Linked DNA regions of Homo sapiens: region 1 is linked to region 2. Evidence: read pairs that join two places in POLR2A ChIA-PET (ENCODE). Cell type or tissue: PC-9. All regions are shown on one strand. Links, peaks and the distances in the headings refer to the core of each region. The heading gives the core; the rest is flanking DNA.

What was found. Peaks named below come from ENCODE experiments on the same cell type or tissue, not always from the same donor. Only the 100,000 strongest peaks of a DNase experiment are listed, where the experiment ranks them.
Region 1: POLR2A ChIA-PET joins it to region 2 with 5 read pairs; 13 of 35 experiments call an interaction of 5 or more read pairs at or near these places.

The regions. Positions count from the first base shown.
Region 1 is chrX:52,987,512-52,990,913 of GRCh38, reverse strand. It overlaps a transcript of FAM156A not described here. Among named protein-coding and RNA genes, the nearest start is that of FAM156A, 31 kb to the right of the region's middle. RefSeq lists an enhancer at 664-1,243. In PC-9, for the core only: a CTCF peak has its summit at 711 (motif pointing right); a DNase peak (open chromatin) is centred at 1,773.
Region 2 is chrX:52,918,752-52,927,367 of GRCh38, reverse strand. It overlaps LOC124905190 (a long non-coding RNA gene), which reads right to left and starts at 4,143. Exons shown (of 3, transcript XR_007068242.1): 1 at 3,911-4,143; 2 at 3,176-3,502. RefSeq lists enhancers at 3,162-3,371, 3,432-3,561, 5,745-5,834, 5,915-6,044, 6,575-6,634 and 1 more. In PC-9, for the core only: no CTCF peak of the experiment used is centred there; no DNase peak of the experiment used is centred there; H3K4me3 peaks cover 266 bases; H3K27ac peaks cover 110 bases.

The DNA of each region.
Region 1 (3,402 bases), core at 448-2,947, 66 kb before region 2:
TGCCGAGGCCTTCCTGGTCCTCCTCTTCCTCCTCCTCCTTCTGACCAGGGCCAGCATCTTTTCTTTTCTTTTCTTTTCTTTTCTTTTCTTTTCTTTTCTTTTCTTTTCTTTTCTTTCTTTTCTTTTCTTTTCTTGACAGTCTCACTCTATCGCCCACTCTGGAGTGCAGTGGAGCGATCTCGGCTCACTGCAACCTGCACCTCCCAGGTTCAAGCGATTCTCCTGCCTCAGTCTCCAGAGTAGCTGGGATTACAGGTGCACGCCAACATGCATGGCTAATTTTTGTATTTTTAGTAGAGATGGGGTTTTGCCATGATGGCCGGGCTGGACTTGAACTCCTGACCTCAAGTGATCCACCCGCCTTGGCCTCCCAAAATGCTGGGATTACAGGCATGAGCCACCGTACCTGGCCAGAGCTAGCATCTTAGTCTCACAGTGGCCCCTGCTCATTCTGTCCTCAGCCCTCAGCCCTGCTGTCACCCACCCACATCCTACAACCCCTCCACTTCCTCTTCTCCGTGTCTGTTGTCCAGGGTGGGACCAAGTCCAAACCTGAGCTTCCTGCTAAGTCAAAGTGACCTTTTCCTTTCAGTCAGGGAAGCCTGACTGAAGCCTGTGGTCCCACGGTGAGGTCTTGGTGTCTCCAGGCACAGTGCAGCCACGTTGCAGTGATATCCACCTTTGCCAGCAGGGGGCATCTCATCTCCAAGACCGGGAAAGCCTCAGAGAAGACAGAGGAACAGTCTTAAACATTCACTCCTGGTGGGGTCAGAGGCCTCAGGGTGCATGAGCTCCAGGCTGGGTGTCTCTTGGAGCCTCCCTCTCTGCATGTGGACAGGTAGGGGCAGCCTAGGGCCAGGTTTTAGTGCTGTTGGGGTCATCTGCAGATGGCTTTTCACTCCTTCCTACTTCTTCTCCTTGTACCAGAAGCTCATTTCCATGGCTAAAGGAAAATTCTCATATAATTTTGTCTTCCTTTTCTTATTTAATGATTGCATTATATGCTTTCTTCTACAAGATGCACTGGCTCTGAGGCAGGTCAGGCTATAGGTTGGCGAGTCCTGAGGGCACCAGCCTGGATCCTGAAGATACTGGGGGCAGGCTCCAACAGAGCCTGGGGCTCAGGAAAAGGCCACCAACCCCCCAGCCAGATCCTGGCCAGCTGCCGGCTCCGCCTCCACCCTGTCCTCTCCCAGGGCCTGAACTCTGGGTCTAGAAGCTCCAGGCCTGGTGGTTTGGGGAGACAGGGACCAGGAGGATCCCTCAGAAGAGGAGGCAGCAGACAATCTCCATACAGCTTGAGGGGGTGCACAGCTGTGGGGTGAGGCACGGCCCACCCAGCACAGGCCCACTGACCTGCTGTGCAGCTGCAGGCCCAGCTGCTGCCCTCTACGACACTCAGTCTCCTCACCTGCGCAGTGAGCATCATTATACCCCCAACATGCAGGGGATGCTCATGAATGGAGGGGAGCTGAGGCGTTAATAAAGCAGATTTGGCCCAAGAGGAGGAGGAGTGGGTCAGGGTTGGTGGGGAAGGACAGATGCGGCCACCTCAGGGACAGCCAGGGGCTGCCTTCCTGGAAGTGCTCAGGACAGTCAGGCGAGGGAAGTTCTGAGGTTGTGAGCAGAACCATGGTCTGGGGACCAGGTGAGATTTTCTCTATAGTGTTCTGGGGTGGCCACCTGCTTTGTCACTGTTCCTTCCTGTTGTCGTCATCTCTGCCTATGGGTGCCCCGAGACGAGCCCAGTGAGCTCACTGTGAGTTACTGCGACCCACATGCAGTCATTAGAGCCATGCGTCATCATCACAACAGCCACCAGGTTAACACTTGGGTAATTTATCCAAATAATGACTCACCTGTTCTGACCTGATTTGGATTATATGCCATCATTTATTGTAGCCATAGTTTATTCAGTCATTCTCCTATTGGATCGTTAATTAGTGTTTGATTTACTTTTTGACCATCCAGACCTGTGATGAGAATTCTTGTACATGCAATGATGTTCATAGAGTAACCCTACTTGTAATAGCTAAAAACTGGAAACAACCCAACTACACACCAATAAGAAGTTGCATAAATAAATTCTGCCAGATTCACACTATGAATTACTGCACAGCTATGAGAAGGAATGAGCTAGACCATACAGAGACATAACATTAGGTGACTGAAGCCAGATATAAAAGAGGATATGCTATGTGATTCCCTTTCTACATGGCTCAAAAGCAAATAACAATAGTGTTTAGGCATACATATGTCTGTATTATAACAGTTTTACAGAAAGCAAGGATTCTAACCTGTCTGGTGGGCAAATTTTCTTAATTTTTGAAATTATACAGTAAAATGGACACTTGAGGTATAGTTCTGTGAATTTGAACACCTGTATAGATAGATATAACCACCATCACAGTCAGTATCCAGAACATATGCATCACCCCAAAGAACTTCCTGGGTTCCTTGTGCTGCCCTTGTATAGTCACTTCCTTCTCCCACCCCTAAGCGCTGGCACCCACGGATCTGTTCTCTTATCACTATACTATTGTCTTTTCCAGGATATCATAGAAATGGAATAATACAGCCTGTAGTCTTTTGAGACTGGCTTCTTCACTCAGCATAGTCTCTTTTCTTTTCTTTTCCTTTCTTTTCTTTTCTTTTCTTTTTTTTTTTTGAGACAGAGTCTTGCTCTGTTGCCCAGGCTGGAGTGCAGTGGCGTGATCTCGGCTCACTGCAACCTCCATCTCCCGGGTTCAAGCGATTCTATTCTCCTGCCTCAGCCTCCTGAGTAGCTGGGATTACAGGCACGCACCACCATGCCTTGCCAATATTTGTATTTTTAGTAGAGACGGGGTTTCACCATGTTGGCCAGGGTTGTCTCGAACTTCTGATCCGCCCGCCTCGGCCTCCCAAAGTGCTGGGATTATAGGCATGAGCCACTGCGCTCGACCCCTTGAGTTTCATTCAAATCGTTGAATATATCAATAGTTCCTTCTTTTTTTCTGAATAATATTCCATTGTATGTGTGTAGCAGATCTTGTTTATCCATGCACCCATTGAAGGACATTTGGGTCATTTCTAGTTTGGTACAATTATGAATAGAGCTGCCATAAACATTTGTGCATGGATTTTTGTGTAAACATAAATTTTCCTTCTTCTAGGATAAATATCCTGGATGTCCAATGTTTCCAACACCATTTGTTGAAAAGACTGTTCTCTTTCTGTTGAACTATCCACAAAAATAAGGCAAATAGATTTTTTTTTTTTTTTTTGAGACAGGGTCTTACTCTCTCACCCAGGCTAGAGTGCAGTGCCACAATCACGGTTTGCTGCACCCTTGGCCTCTCAGGCTCAAGCAATCCTCAGCCTCCTGAGTAGCTGGGACTACAGGTGTACACCAGCACACTC
Region 2 (8,616 bases), core at 3,215-5,714:
GCAATTCATACTTTGTTGTGGGTTCACTGCCTTTTTTTTTTTAACCAGCCAATTGGATAGTCATGTTATCTTACCCATCTCTTTCTCCCTTTCTGATTATACATTTGCATAGAGTTATGACAACTTACCACCTTTTCAGAAGTAGAGTAAAACTCTCACTCCTAGACAGAACAATCCATTGTCAGGAGTGAGAACATCCCTCTGCAAAACAGCCATTCTCTCCAGGAAAACAACAGGAACTGTCTGAAGAAGCTAAAAGACTTGGAATGGTTTTAGATGTGTTCGCCCCCAACAGGGACAGGTCTCAGGTTGCAGGCTTTTCTGGCAATCCAGCTCTGTGGGTTACTGAAGAAGCTCAACCCAATTCCTGAGTTTTCCATGCTCTCATTCATGAAGCCAACCAAGTCACCAGTGATGTCACGAAAAATATTAACACAATCACTCAAGAAATGCAAGAACTCCAGAGGCTGTTGTCCATCATCAACTGGCATTAGCCATCATCCGGGCAGATCTAGGAGATGGATGCACTTGTGCAGTTGTCAATGACGACTGCTGTACATATATCCCCCAACACCTTTCTGATGTCTTTTTGATGAATTGCCACCTAGTCCTGATCTCTGGGACCTCTGGGTTATCATTGGGTGGCTGAGAATATGACCTTTTCCCTTGAATATTCCCAACAGGGATACAGTCCTGGGGATGCACTGCTTTTCCAAGATATAGTGATAATTTTTCTTTTTATTCTCATAGGAATACTCCTCATGAAGTCTATCCAGTCACATCTAGTTAAGACCAGCAGCACTCTCCTGTCCAAATGGATGACCCATGTTACGACTAAGGAACAGAAGACCAAATAACAAACTGCTCCTCAGATCCATTATGGAGGCCTTCTTGGCTCAATTCCTGAATATGATATATCCTTATAATTTTGTTTTCTCTCCAAAAAAGAATATGCTGGCAATGAAAGGAGTTCATCTTGTCTAAGAGGAGGGACTGGAAAAATAATTTATTTTGAGATAGGGTCTCACTCTGTTGCCCAGGCTGGAGTGCAGTGGTGCAATCTCGGCTCACTGCAACCTCTGTCTCCTGGGTTCAAGCGATTCTTGTGCCTCAGCCTCCACAGTAGCTGGGACTACAGGCACGGGCCACCACGCCTGGCCAATTTTTGTATTTTTAGTAGATACGGGGTTTCACCATGTTGGCCCAGCTGGTCTCGAACTCCTGATCTCAAGTGATCCTCCCACCTTGGCCTCCCAAAGTGCTGGGATTTGTTTTTAATTTTTAAAAATTAGCCAGGTTTTGCCAGGCGTGGTGGCTCTCACCTGTAATCCCAGCACTTTGGGAGGCTGAGGCAGGTGGATCACGAGGTTAGGAGATGGAGACTATCCTGGCCAATATGGTGAAAACCTGTCTCTACTAAAAATACGAAAAAATGAGCTGGGTGTGGTGGCACGCACCTGTAATCCTAGCTACTCAGGAGGCTGACGGAGTAGAATCGCTTGAACCTGGGAGGCGGAGATTGCAGTGAGCCGAGATCGTGTCACTGCACTGCAGCCTGGTGACAGAGCGAGACTCCGTCTCAAAAAAAAAAAAAAAAAAAAAAGCCAGGTATGATTCCAGCTACTTGGGAGGCTGAGGTGGGAGGATCTCTTGAGCTCAGGAGGTCGAGGCTGCAGTGAACCATTATTGCACCACTGCACTCCAGCCTGGGTGATAGAGACCCTGTCTCAAAAAAAAAAAAAAAAAAAAACGGCATGTACAGTGGCTCATGCCCCCCGTCTCTACTAAAATACAAAAGATTAGCTGGGCGTGGTAGCGTGTGCCTGTAATCCCAGCTACTCGGGAGGTTGAGGCAGGAGAAATGCTTGAACCCAGGAGGCGGAGGTTGCAGTAAGCTGAGATCACCCCACTGCACTCCAGCCTGGGTGATGGAGTGAGACTCCGTCTCAAGAAAAAGAAAAAAATAATATGAGGAAATCTGTCCCTTGAGTCATCATAGGGTTTACATTATACAAACATCTTTAGCATCACACACCTGAGCATTGATGTCTCTTTAAGTAGCAGTTTTCTCATCTGTTAAACAGGAATAATTATAGTAACCAATAACAAACTCCAAAGGTTTCTATGATCAATGAGACTAATAGTACATGTAAAGGACTCAGTATAGTACCCAACACATAGTATATGCTCAATAAATCTTATCCACATGATTTGAAATAGATAAGAATACAGTCTCTGGAATCATAATTTTAGGGAGAGTAAAGACTTTCTTTACATCCTTTTTTTCGAGACAAGGTCTCACTCTGTTGCCCAAGCTGGAGTGCCATGGTGTGATCACAGCTCACTGTAGCCTTAAACTACTGGGCTCAAGCAATCCTGCCACTTCAGCCTCGAGTAGCTGGAACCACACCTGGCTAATTTTAAAAAAATTTTTTGTAGAGACGGGGTCCCTACATCTTTAAAATACAAACGAAGGGTGTCTGTGCCAAAATAATACAACCTAAGATGCCACTGGGAAACAAATATAGGAAAAACTGTGTTTTGCTGTTTGGAAAAGATATTGAAAAACTCACTAAATTGAAAAAAAGGACTGAAATTTCTATAGAGTTTAGTTTTCAGTGATGCTACAGTCTATGCTCTTATATGCCTATTATTATTATTATTATTATTATTATTATTATTACTACTACTATTTTGAGACAGAATCTCTGTCACCCAGGCTGGAGTGCAGTGGTGCGATCTCGGTTCACTGCAACCTCTGCCGCCCGAGTTCAAGCGATTCTCCTGCCTCAGCCTCCCAAGTAGCTGGGATTACAGATGCCTGCCACAGCGCCTGGCTAATTATTTGTAGTTTTAGTTGAGACGGGGTTTCACCATCTTAGCCACGCTGGTCTTGAACTCCTGACCATGTGATCCACCTGCCTCGGCCTCCCAAATTGCTAGGATTACAGGCGTGAGCCACCGTGCCCGGCCCTTATATAACTATTTAGTTAGGAAACAGGCTAATCTATTTAATGAGGCAGCAAAAATATATTAGCTTTAACAAAAGATAAAAGTTTATCTTCAAATAGTCTTGATTAAGCCAAGGGCCAGTAGAGTAACTTGACAGTGCTGGAGACCTAAGCAGAGCGATTGCTTGGTAGTAGCCGCTACTCCTATGGATAGCTGTACTTACTCATTTTCATAACTTCATTGCTGTCCAATCTTCCTTCATCTGTGGGTGACTAAGCACATAGGAAATCTTAGAAATCACGTAGACCAGTGGATTTCAGTTTTTGTTAAAGTAAAAGCATGTTTCTTGAAAAAAAAATCCAATGCATAAGAGAAAAAAGAGGAGCTGTTGGGCTGGGAACAGGGGCACTCTCACCACACCCCTCCCTGGATGCTGCTGCAAGCCCAGAGAAGCAAAGTGACTCAGTCAAATAGGTAAGGCTGGCAGGGCAGGAACTATTAATAGAAAGGGACTTCTCTTGAGGCCTGGCCCAAGGCCCTGCATGAGGCCCTGTGAGAGGAAGTGAATATTAGTGAAGAACTTCTTGTCCAAATCAAACCGCAGCTTTAGGGTAAAGAAGCTGTCTGCATAAATTAACTCCGATTATTTGTGTACAGTACTGTTTACGGTGAGCCCCCTCCCCCTTTTTGGAAAGAAGTATGTGATTTTTTTCAGTTATTTGAGGCATGCCTAAAGCAGCTTCACAAGTATTAGCTAGACATGGAGAAAGACCACTGCAGTCAGATGAGCCTTGGCTCACATATGGTGCTTCCAGTCAAGTGATGGTGTCCCTGACTCCAATGACACGTTGGGAATTAGGCCCCTAAGTTCATATTTAGTGCATTTTTCTTTATGCCCCCAGTACGTCATTACATGACTATATCAATGCAGCAAGCTAAGCTGACTGTAGCTTCTTACCACTGGGCCAGATAACCTTAGCATGCCATCCAGAATCTCAGTTCTGTGAATTGTCTTGATCTAGGGCAGTGTCCTGTGGAAGACAGCCAATATATTGAAAGCTGATTAAAACACAGAATAAAAGATCCGTCTCTATCAAGGCAATTCTAGGCTACAACTTAGTTAAGCTTCAGTGAGATTATTATTTTTGGAGACGGAGTCTCACTCTTGCCCAGGCAGGAGTGCAGTGGTGTGATCTTGGCTCACTGCAACCTCCACCTCCTGGGTTCAAGCGATTCTCCTGCCTCAGCCCCCCGAGTAGCTGGGATTACAGGCGCACACCTCCACGCCCAGCTAATTTTGTATTTTTAGTAGAGACGGGGTTTCAACATGTTAGCCAGGCTGGTCTCAAACTCCCGACCTCAGGTGATCTGCCCACCTTGGCCTCCCAAAGTGCTGGGATTACAGGCGTGAGCCACTGCGCTGGCCGGCTTCAGTGAGATTTTTATGGAATTATGGAGAGTGTTTTACATGCAAAGCCCTGAATTCTTTCCTGAATATCATAAACAAGTAAAATTATCTTTTGTAAGTGAATTGACCTGACCGATGCAAGACAAACATTTAAGAAATGTTAACGACAAAGGCAAATGCTCACTACAAAATGTGAAACGAAAAAATCATGTAGAAAACCGGTGCTATATTATAATCCAGGGTTATGAAAAGATTAACTCTGCATATATAAGGAAAATTGACTGGAAATGTAAATATCAGTTTAATTCACAATGTTTATTAGGCACCTAGTAAATTCTAAGTAGTCTTCCAGGTGCTGAGGACAAAAGACTGGAACACACACATACCACAGCTCCTACCCTCATAACACAGTGACGGCTGTCTTTGGATATCGAGTTAATGAATTGTGCACTCAAGTTTTACAGGAACTTTCAACGTTCCAGAAAACGTTTGCATTATTATTTCAATCAAAACCATTAAAGTTACAAAAAGAATTTTTCAAAAATGTGAAACCGAGTTAAAAAGAAGGATGTTGAAGTCGCGACGGAAGTAGGAATCTCAGTATGTGGAAAATGCACCTTTATGGTTGAAAAACCTTCTTAAGGAAATATCACAAAGCATAATGAATGGCCACCGCTGCGTGATGGGACGGTGGCTAAGATTCGTTTTCTTTATTCTGCGTTATCTCGCCTCCCAACGTTCTCCAGTGAGGCTGAACGCAGTCCCTAATGAAAGAATACATTGATGGGCCGGGCGGTGGCTCACGCTTGTAATCCCAGCACTTTAGGAGGCTGAGGCGGGCGGATCACCTGAGGTCAGGAGTTCGAGACTGGACTGGCCAACATGGTGAAACCTCGTCTGTACTAAAAATACAAAAATTAGCCGGGTGTGGTGGCGCCTGCCTATAATTTCAGCTACTCAAGAGGCTGAGGCAGGAGAATCCCTTGAACCCAGGAGGCGGAGGTTGCAGTGAGCCTCGCAACACTGCACCCCAACCTGGGCAACAAAGCGAGACTCCGTCTCAAAAAAAAAAAAAAAAACGTTGATGAAGGTCCACAGGCGCCAGGACGGCGTGGGGGGAAAAGAAGGATGAGACCAGGCCGGGCCCGGTGGCTCACGCCTGTAATCCTAGCACTTTGGGAGGCCGAGGCGGGTGGATCACGAGGTCAGAAGATCGAGACCATCCTGGCTAACAGGTGAAACCCCGTCTCTACTAAACAAAACACAAAAAATTAGCAAGGTGTGGTGGCGGTCGCCTGTAGTCCCAGCTATTCGGGAGGCTGAGGCAGGAGAATGGCGTGAACCCGGGAGGCGGAGCTTGCAGTGCGCGGAGATCGCGCCACTGCACTGCAGCGTGGGCGACAGAGCGAGACTCTGTCTCCAAAAAAAAAAGACGAGAGCATTCAGCGCAGCAGAATGAGGGTTGCTAAAGGAAGAAGGCAGCCTCGCGGGAAACAGGCCGATTTGAAAACCAAAAAGGCTTTGTCCACAGGCTGTGAGTTTTAGCGAGGGGGCCCCTCAGAGGGCGGAATCTCAGCCTCCGGGACCTACCGGCGCAGACCCCAGGGAAGGGAAAAAAAAAAAGCCTCTTCTCTCGGAAAAGGTTCGGCGGCCTTTTTTCGCTCGCGAAGGGCGGGGCGGGAGGCGAGCAGGGTGGCTCCATGGTGCAACATTGCCACCTGCCGGCCGCAAAAACCGAACGCCGCCAACTGCAGAGGAAATTCCATCTTCTCCTCTGCTTTTCGGCCCCGAGCCCGACTGGGGCAGGCTAGCGGGAGGAGAACTACGACCCGAGAAGGGAATGGTACGGGACGCAATGGCTCCGGCGAACAGGGAAGAGGGACCCACCACTGCACAAAACTTCTAATCCCGCCCTCTCAATCACAGCAACCGCGCAGGAAGTTCCTGCGGCGCCGGAACCCCCCCCCCCCCAGTCACGGCCTCGCAACCATAGCAACCGCGCTAGTCCCGTTCCCGCAACCACAGCAGCCGAGCAGGAAGTGCTTACGGCGTCGGTAACCCCCACTTGTCACGCCCTCGCAACCACAGCAACCGCGCAGGAAGTTCCTGTAGCGCCGGAAAACGCAACCCGTGGGGCGTTGCTGGCGTAGGATTGACGGGCTCTGGGACTACGCTTCGGAGCCCGGGGAGATCGGCTCCTGTATCCTTCACGGGGTCCGCCAGGGCTTCCTTCCTTGCTGTTGGGAGCTGACGGCTGAGGGACGCGACTGCCCCAGCCGCGCCACGTTCGAGACTTGTGTCAGTCACCAGGCCATTCTCCTCCTACCAAGCCAGGCGCTTTTTTTTTTTTTTTTGAGACGGAGTCTCGCTCTGTCCCCCCAGGCTGGTGTGCAGTGGCGCGATCTCGGCTCACTGCAACCTCCGCCTCCCAGGCTTAGGCGATTCTCTTGCCTCAGCCTCACGCATAGCTGGGACTACAGGCACCCGCCACCATGCCCGGCTAATTTTTGTATTTTTAGTAGAGGCGGGGTTTCACCATATTGGCCAGGCTGGTGTCGAACTCCTAACCGTGTGATCCCCCCGCCTCAGCCTCCCAAAGTGCCCAAGCCAGCCTTTGCACACGCTTCCCACGTGACACACCCCCTGTACCCTCGCAGCCCTTACTCTATAAATCCTCTCTGGCGATCTCAACGCCCACCCCCGGGGCTGACCAGGCTACTGCCAGAACCCCTATGTCTTCAGGGGTCTCCTCCTGCCCACCTTCATGCCCTTGGCCTCAGGAAAGACTGCGCCCCTCCACGATGTGCAGTAAAGGATGGGCGCCCTGCCTCTCAGGAGCTGAGCACTGATGAGAAAAAATGCCTTACTTATTATTGTACCTTTCTCCATGACCAAGAGAGATTGCTTCTCTCTTTCACTGTCATCCTACCTCCATTGCTAACATACCCCCCAACAATGCTAGGAACCCTCTTCCATTTCAGTGGCCTACCCTAAGGATTCATCGAGAAGACAGAAGCAATCCACTGGGAACTCTTAGGGCTTCCCAAGCCCGGTCTACCCGTGCCTGCCCTGGCATTCTCTGCCGCCCTTCTGCATACAGTGCTCCTAACTGAAGCCAGCTCCTCACCTCAGCTCAGGATCCCATACCTCCCACCTTCTCAGGGGCTTTGCTCCTGCAATGATCCCTCCTCCCTTCAAAGTCATCAACTGCCCCCTCTACGTTGGAGCACTCCACAAGCAAAGGAGGAAAAACCCACCCTCTCCCCACATGTCCTTCAGCAGCTGCTGGCACAGAATGTGCTGCCCTTCAACAAAAACTGCCTGGAGTTCTGAGGCCACGGCCTCCTCAACTCCCTTCAATAGGGCTTTTGTCCCTAATCTGTATTTTGGGGTGGCTGAGGTGGGAGGATCTCTTGAAACCAGGATTTTGAGGCTGCAGTGAGCTATGATTGTGCCACTATAGTCCAGCCTTGGTGACAGAACGAGAGGGTGTCTCAAAAAAAAAAAAAAAAAAAAAGAGAGAGAAACAAGAGGGAAAAATCTCCCCTTCTTCTTATAAGTAAGAAGCAGTAAACCTTTGGCTTACTGCTTTTTCCCTAGGCGTCCTTTCCTGGCTCTGGACACATTTTTTTGAATCCAAGCTCCATGGCTCAGGCCCTTGGAAACATATTCTACTGTTGTTCTGAACCAAGTACAAATTCCCAACTGTGACCTTCTTGACCTGGATATAACAGGGCAAGTCTGAGGTGAACATGAAAGACAAGCCAAAGAAGGTGTCCTGTTCTGGTCACAGGGGGTAGGAGGTCCCCAGAGGCAGTGACAGAGTCAGACATCTCAGAGGAGGAAGGTGTGACAAGGGAGTGGAGAGAAGCTTCGAGTAAAAGAGGGTTTTACCTCATGCAAATTTGGAGCTCGTTTTGCAGAATGGCCCAGTAGCCTCTTTGGGCAGAGGGATGTCTGGAGTTGAGGAATTTCACTTTGTAGAGCTGATCTTGGTTCCTGCTGTTTTGGGAGACCTCAGCGCTCTACATTCTCTGAGAGGGGAATGTGGAAGTGGCTGATTCAAAACCCAGCGGTGCTACCATGAAGCAAGCATAAGCCAGATAGGAGCTAGGAGACCCTGCAGCTGAGGCTGTGGAGTGGACAGCACTGGTCAGGGGTCGGGGAGAGCATGAGGCCCTGACTCAGAAGGGTCGGCTAGATGCCAGCACAGGTGGGCTGAGGTCAAGTCAGCCAGGGAGCACAAGGTCCTGATC